Regions from separate parts of the Homo sapiens genome. Here region 2 is linked to region 1. A link is an interaction called in ENCODE POLR2A ChIA-PET data of the cell type or tissue named here. Cell type or tissue: CD4-positive, alpha-beta T cell. All regions are shown on one strand. Each heading gives the region's core, and the rest is flanking DNA. Links, peaks and the distances in the headings are about the cores only.

The links. Peaks named below come from ENCODE experiments on the same cell type or tissue, not always from the same donor. Only the 100,000 strongest peaks of a DNase experiment are listed, where the experiment ranks them.
Region 2: POLR2A ChIA-PET joins it to region 1 with 5 read pairs; 2 of 35 experiments call an interaction of 5 or more read pairs at or near these places.

What each region holds. Positions count from the first base shown.
Region 1 is chr10:3,834,370-3,837,292 of GRCh38, reverse strand. It overlaps LINC02639 (long intergenic non-protein coding RNA 2639), which reads right to left. Exons shown (of 2, transcript NR_134490.1): 2 at 2,565-2,812. Among named protein-coding and RNA genes, the nearest start is that of LINC02639, 1.9 kb to the right of the region's middle. In CD4-positive, alpha-beta T cell, for the core only: no CTCF peak of the experiment used is centred there; DNase peaks (open chromatin) are centred at 662 and 1,292.
Region 2 is chr10:3,659,433-3,662,355 of GRCh38, reverse strand. The region is part of intron 1 of LOC105376360 (a long non-coding RNA gene); the gene reads right to left. Among named protein-coding and RNA genes, the nearest start is that of KLF6, 120 kb to the left of the region's middle. In CD4-positive, alpha-beta T cell, for the core only: no CTCF peak of the experiment used is centred there; no DNase peak of the experiment used is centred there.

The sequences.
Region 1 (2,923 bases), core at 323-2,822:
TTGTTTGGAGTATGTTAACTGATTCTATGCTTACAAGAAATCTAGAAGTTTTTGTTTATTTTTTTTAATTTGGGGAGATGAAAAACCAATACAAATACAGCAATTACTATATGCCAGATATTGTTCTAATTGTTTCCAATATATCAACTGATTCTATCCTTACAAGAAACACAGGAGGTAGGTGCCATATCTTGCATAAGTAAACTGAGGCACAGGGAACTGAAGTATGAACTGGTGAAGCGGGGATCTGAACCAAGTCCTTGACTTGAGAGTCCTTCCCATCTCCGAGGAAGTGTCGCCCTCAATAAATACTAGAAATAGTTGGGTTGGCAACTCAGTGCTTCCATTAACTCCATGTGGCTGAAACACGGTTGGTACATTGTCAAAAATGGTAGAGAAATGTTCAATTACATGTGAGATTTGTGCCTATGTGTGTGTCTTGTGAGTGTATTATTTTGCTGGGGGAAGAAAAGAGCACTAAATTACTTAGCTTGACAGTTAAAAATACAAATAATATTAACAAATAACATATGAGTGTGTATGTAAGATGGCTCTCAAATGAAAGCTTTATTTCAGTGTGAATATAAGTATTACAGAAGTGTTGCATTATGAATGCCTTATTTGGTCAGGGTGAGACTGAGTTCTTTTAGAGTGGGATTTTCCCCTGGGTAATTGTAAACCACTAGTCCCAATTGTGAGCACTGGTGGACTTGACAAGATGTGTGGCTCCAATTTTCAATTCAATTTTCAATTTCAATAGTTGGATCAAATCCAGGAAATGTAGAAATGCTATTTTCCACGAAGCTAAGATTGAAGACATTGCTACCCATGCAGTTTTAAAACAAAGTGAAAAATATCAGACAGTTTCACATTTACTCTAGCTCTAGATACGAATGCTTTACAATACAAGAGAGCTAGAGATACAAATGCATATGATCATAAATACCTTTAAAATTAAGTATGAGTTTTCCAGAAAGTATTTAGGTATAGCAGGAATACAAGAAAAAAAACTGAGGCCACACTATAATCTATACAAATTGGGGAGAAAAAAGACAGTGCCATGCTGTTGTTGACTTGTATTGATGAGAGAGTAGCTGGCATGTTGGAATTCTGTGGCACAGATTTAAACATCTATGAGTCCCATAACTTTTAAAGATATATGGGGTCTGCCATATACACTGAACCAACCAGGATGCCCTAAGAGAGCATCAGTAGCAAGTCCAGCCACTGCTGTGTTGTTAGCAACAGCACCCATGCTTCGAGGGGAATACTAAGCTGCAAAGCAGGAACTTCCATGGGGAAGTCCTGCGAAGCAAGCAGAGTGGGGCCTCTGTGTTTTCCTGCTTTTAATAGAGTAGCTTATCTCTGCCCCATTGTCCTCAGCCTGTAATTTGTAAACTTGCTTCTGCTGATTGTCGTTGGCTGTGAAATCGACTCCTGCTGGAAACGGTTGACAGAACTTCTGTCTGCCTTTGACAAGCAGCTAACTCATTAAGCGACTAGTTTCTTTTTAATTCAAAATCATAATTCAACAACGGAACAATCTCAAAAAATGACTTGAAAATTCAGAAAGTAGTTTGATTTTTTAAAAAAACCTGTATATATTTTATGTACTGGAGGAAGGAGCAGGGAATTGTTTATTTAAATTTTGTTTTTCTCAGAAGGAAGTAACAGTAAAGTTGGTGTAGTTTTCAAATCCCTCATAGAGGAAAAATTTAAACAAATGGTTTAATATTACTCAATAGGTCAGTCTATTTACATTGCTATTAACAGTTATCAGCAGACTTAATACAATTTTAAGAGATTTAACAAACAGTTGGAAATTATTAATTTGAACAAGTTTAAAAATCAGTTTTACAGATGTATAACTGATGTTAGAATAACTAACAAAGATTCAATTATATGTGTATAGAATACAATTTTCTTAAGTATATAAAACATTTATAAGAGGAATATATGTAAGACATTTTATGCCCATATCATGGGCAATTTTCAGTTCAATATAACAGATATTTAAGATACCTTTAGCTCAAAGTTTTATTAATTAGAATAAAAAAGTTAAAATGTGTTTAATATTAAATGCCATCATTAATTCAACCAATTTAGTACATATTGCTGAAAACTGTTGAGTAAATATACTAATTGTTTTGCAATTCTGTACAACTTCACTGAGGTCTCTTAAACTTTTGACCTTCTTCATTTTCTTCAAAGACTATAAATCATGATATTTTTTAGTAATCTTTAAATTATTACTTAATCTTTTTAAATTTAATCCAATAGCAAGAATGTTTTCTGAGGCGGCAAATGAAAAAGAACTGGGTGATATGCACATTTACTGAAACAAAGATGAATAAACCCAGTGGCTTCCCTACACAAGATAATAATCTAGTCTGCAGAAATTGGCAACCTAATATAAAATAGAGCTGATGATAATTTCACCATAGGGATTTCAATGTTTTGTGACTATCTATCTATAATTCTAAACATTTTTTGACCACAGTCAAGGGGACAATAAGACCTGGTTTTAGAAATCGTTCTTACACATAATGAAAACTTGTTTGACATCCATTGAGGGAGCATTTATTAACCGCCTCTGGATGAGGTGGAGACTGGCGCTGGGATGTAGGTAGGACGGTGACAAGTGTGGTCCTATCACATGAAGGACAGTCATACAGAGGAAGGGTGAGATCCAGTGCCAGCATCTCAACACCATATGTAACACTTCCTCCTCTGCTCCAAACCAAGAAACAACCGCCCAGCTTCCTTCTCAGGAATCTCATCCATGTGTCTCAGACAGAGGGATCAGGTGTTGCTGAGGAGGAGGGATACACAAAATTCAAACACAGATGCATTTAATCCTTCTCAAAGCCTTTCCTATGAGTACGTATTGTATGACAGCTGGTTGTCCTCAAGAGCTACTCTA
Region 2 (2,923 bases), core at 219-2,718, 170 kb after region 1:
TTTTGTTTATTTTTAATTGACAAGTAAAAATTCTCTATATCTATGGTGTATTATGTGATGTTTTCACATATGTGTACACTGAGTGATAACTAAGTCAAGCTATTAACATGTGCATTACCTCATATAATGTGTGGTGAGAATGCCTAAAACCCACCTTCTTAGCAATGTTAAATCAAGTTTAGTCTAAAGCTGCCTCCTTCCATATTTTAAGTTTGGCCTAAAGGTTTCTCTGTACGTAGTGAACTAAAACCTAAATGGAGATGTAAACAGACTGTAGCCTACTCTTGTGCCAATCACTGAGCTTTTGCCAAGCAAAGGGGGCCAACTGTTCAAACCATGTGCAACGGAGGCAAATGCCATGCTGTAACCAATGCAGCTGTTTGTGTACCTCACTTCCTTTCTGTTTTCTCTCCATAAATCTTCCACCCCATGGCTGCGCTGGAGTCTTTGAGCCTCCTCTGTCTTGGGAGGCTGCCCAATTTGTGAATTGTTCTTTGCTCAACTAAACTGGGTTAAATTTAATTTGGCTAAAGTTTTTCTTTTAACAGAAATTTTCGAGCATACAAAATATTGTTATTAACTATAGTTACCATAATGCACAATAGATCTTTAACTTATTTCTCCTGTCTAGCTGAAACATTGTACCCTTTGACCAACATCTCTCCAATTTTCCCTGTACCCGCACCAGCCTCTCTTCTCTGCTTCTATGAGTTCAACTTTTAGATTCCACATACCAGTGAGATTGAGTGGTATTTACCATTCTGGGCCTGGCTTATTTCACTTAGCATAATTTTTAATTCACATAGCATATGTCAATTAGCATAATGTCCTCTAGGTTTGTTCATGTTGTCACAAATGACAGCATTTCCTTCCTTTTCAGGGCTGAATAATATTCCTTTGTGTCTATGCACCACATTTTCTTTATCTTTCATCCTTTGCTGGACACTTAGGTCGATTCCATGTCTTGGCTGATGTGAATAATGGCGCATGTGAGTGCAGATATTTCTCTGACATGTTGATTCCAGTTCCTTTGGGTATATACCCAGTAGATAGACTGGTCAGTCGTATGGTAGTTCTACTTTAAGTTTTTTGAGGAACTTCCATACTGTTTTCCATAATGGCTGCTCACAGCATGGGAAGTTGCTTCTTCAAAGCTGGCAGGAGTGAATATTCCAACAGGATGAGCTACAGTCTTATGCATAAGCATAAGTCATGTATGCATAAGCATTTAGTCCTGTCACTTTTGCCGTATTCTGTTGGTGAGAAGAACTCACAGGTCCAGCCTACAGGGAAGGGGGAAGGGGAGTGAATCACACAGCAGGTGACACCAGGCAGCTGCAACCACAGGCGACTCTGGAAATTGACAAGCCCGCATCTCCTGCAGCGACCACCTACGTGGGTGGAAGCCAGACCTTCCGGTTTCTCAGGTCAAACCACTCATATCCCACATAAAGTCTGCCAGCCAACCCCACTGACACTAATTGGGACTGTGTAGCACCTGGCCACGACCCCCACCCCTTCACCACTCCTGCCCTAGGCCAGGCCCTGTCATCTCCCACCTAGAGAGCAGTGACTGCCTCCTGGCTGTGTCCTTGATTCTGCCTTGCCCCCTCAGTATCCTCTCACAATAGCAGGCAGGACGATAAAAAATGTGAATGAAAAGCAGATCACACAGCCCTGCGCAAACCCATAACGATTTCTATCCAGAGTCCAAGTCATCACAGAAACCAGCACAGGCCCCCACAGTCAGGTCCTCCCCAAGTTCCTGCCCCCATCTGACTTTCGACCTCCCTCTCCTGGGCTCTCTGGACTCCAGCCCCCTGTCTCCAGTCTCCATCTTTTTCTTTCTTTCTTTCTTTTTTTTGAGATGAAGTTTCACTCTTGTTGCCCAGGTTGGAGTGCAATGGTGCCATCTCAGCTCACTGCAACCTCTGCCTCCCGGATTCAAGCGATTGTCCTGCCTTGGCCTCCCCAGTAGCTGGGATTACAGACACGTGCCACCATGCCTGGCTAACTTTTATATTTTTAGTAGAAATGGGGTTTCACCATGCTGGCCAGGCTGGTCTCGAACTCCCGACCTCAGGTGATCCCTCGGCCTCCCAAAGTGCTGGGATTACAGGCGTAAGCCACTGCACCTGGCCTCCCACCTCCATCTTATATCACTTGATGTCATTTAACCTCTCAGCTTGCCATCTCTCCTCACCTGGATTTGTTTAAGAGCTAGTTGGCTGCACCCTTGCTGCTTCTGCCTTATCTTTTTTCCATCCAGCTAACCAAACCAAAATGAGCATTTGGAGTCCTAGACAACCATCTCTGTTTCCTTCATGGGTACTGTGAACCCTGAAAATTTGAGACAGGTCTCAGTTACTTTAGAAAGCTTATTTTGCAAAGGTTGAGGATGTGTACCCTTGCACAGCCTCAGGAGCTCCAGACGACATGTGCCCAAGGTGGTCGGGGCAGAGCTTAGTATTAGACACTTTAGGGAGACATGAGACATCAATCAATATATGTAGGAAGTACACTGGTTCCATCCAGAAAGGCAGGGACAACTCGAAGCCAAGAGGGGACTTCCAGGTCACAGGTAGATGAGAGACAAAAGGTTGCATTCTTTTGAGTTTCTGATAAGCCTTTGCAAAGGAAGCCATCAGATATGCATCTATCTCAGTGAGTAGAGGGATGGCTATGAATACAACGGGAGGCATGTTTGCCCTGAGCAGTTCCCAGCTTGAGTTTTCTTTTTAGCTTAGTGAAGAGGCCCAAGGTATTTTCCTTTCACAGGACACATCAGGTCTCCAGCCTCACCAACTTTCCATTTTGCTTTGCAAATGGCCCTAGTTATTCACCTGAAATCTCCTTATTATCCTTTAGGACTCATGCGGGAGTGGCCCCGCCATGTTCCCGGACTGCACCTGACTCCCTCAGG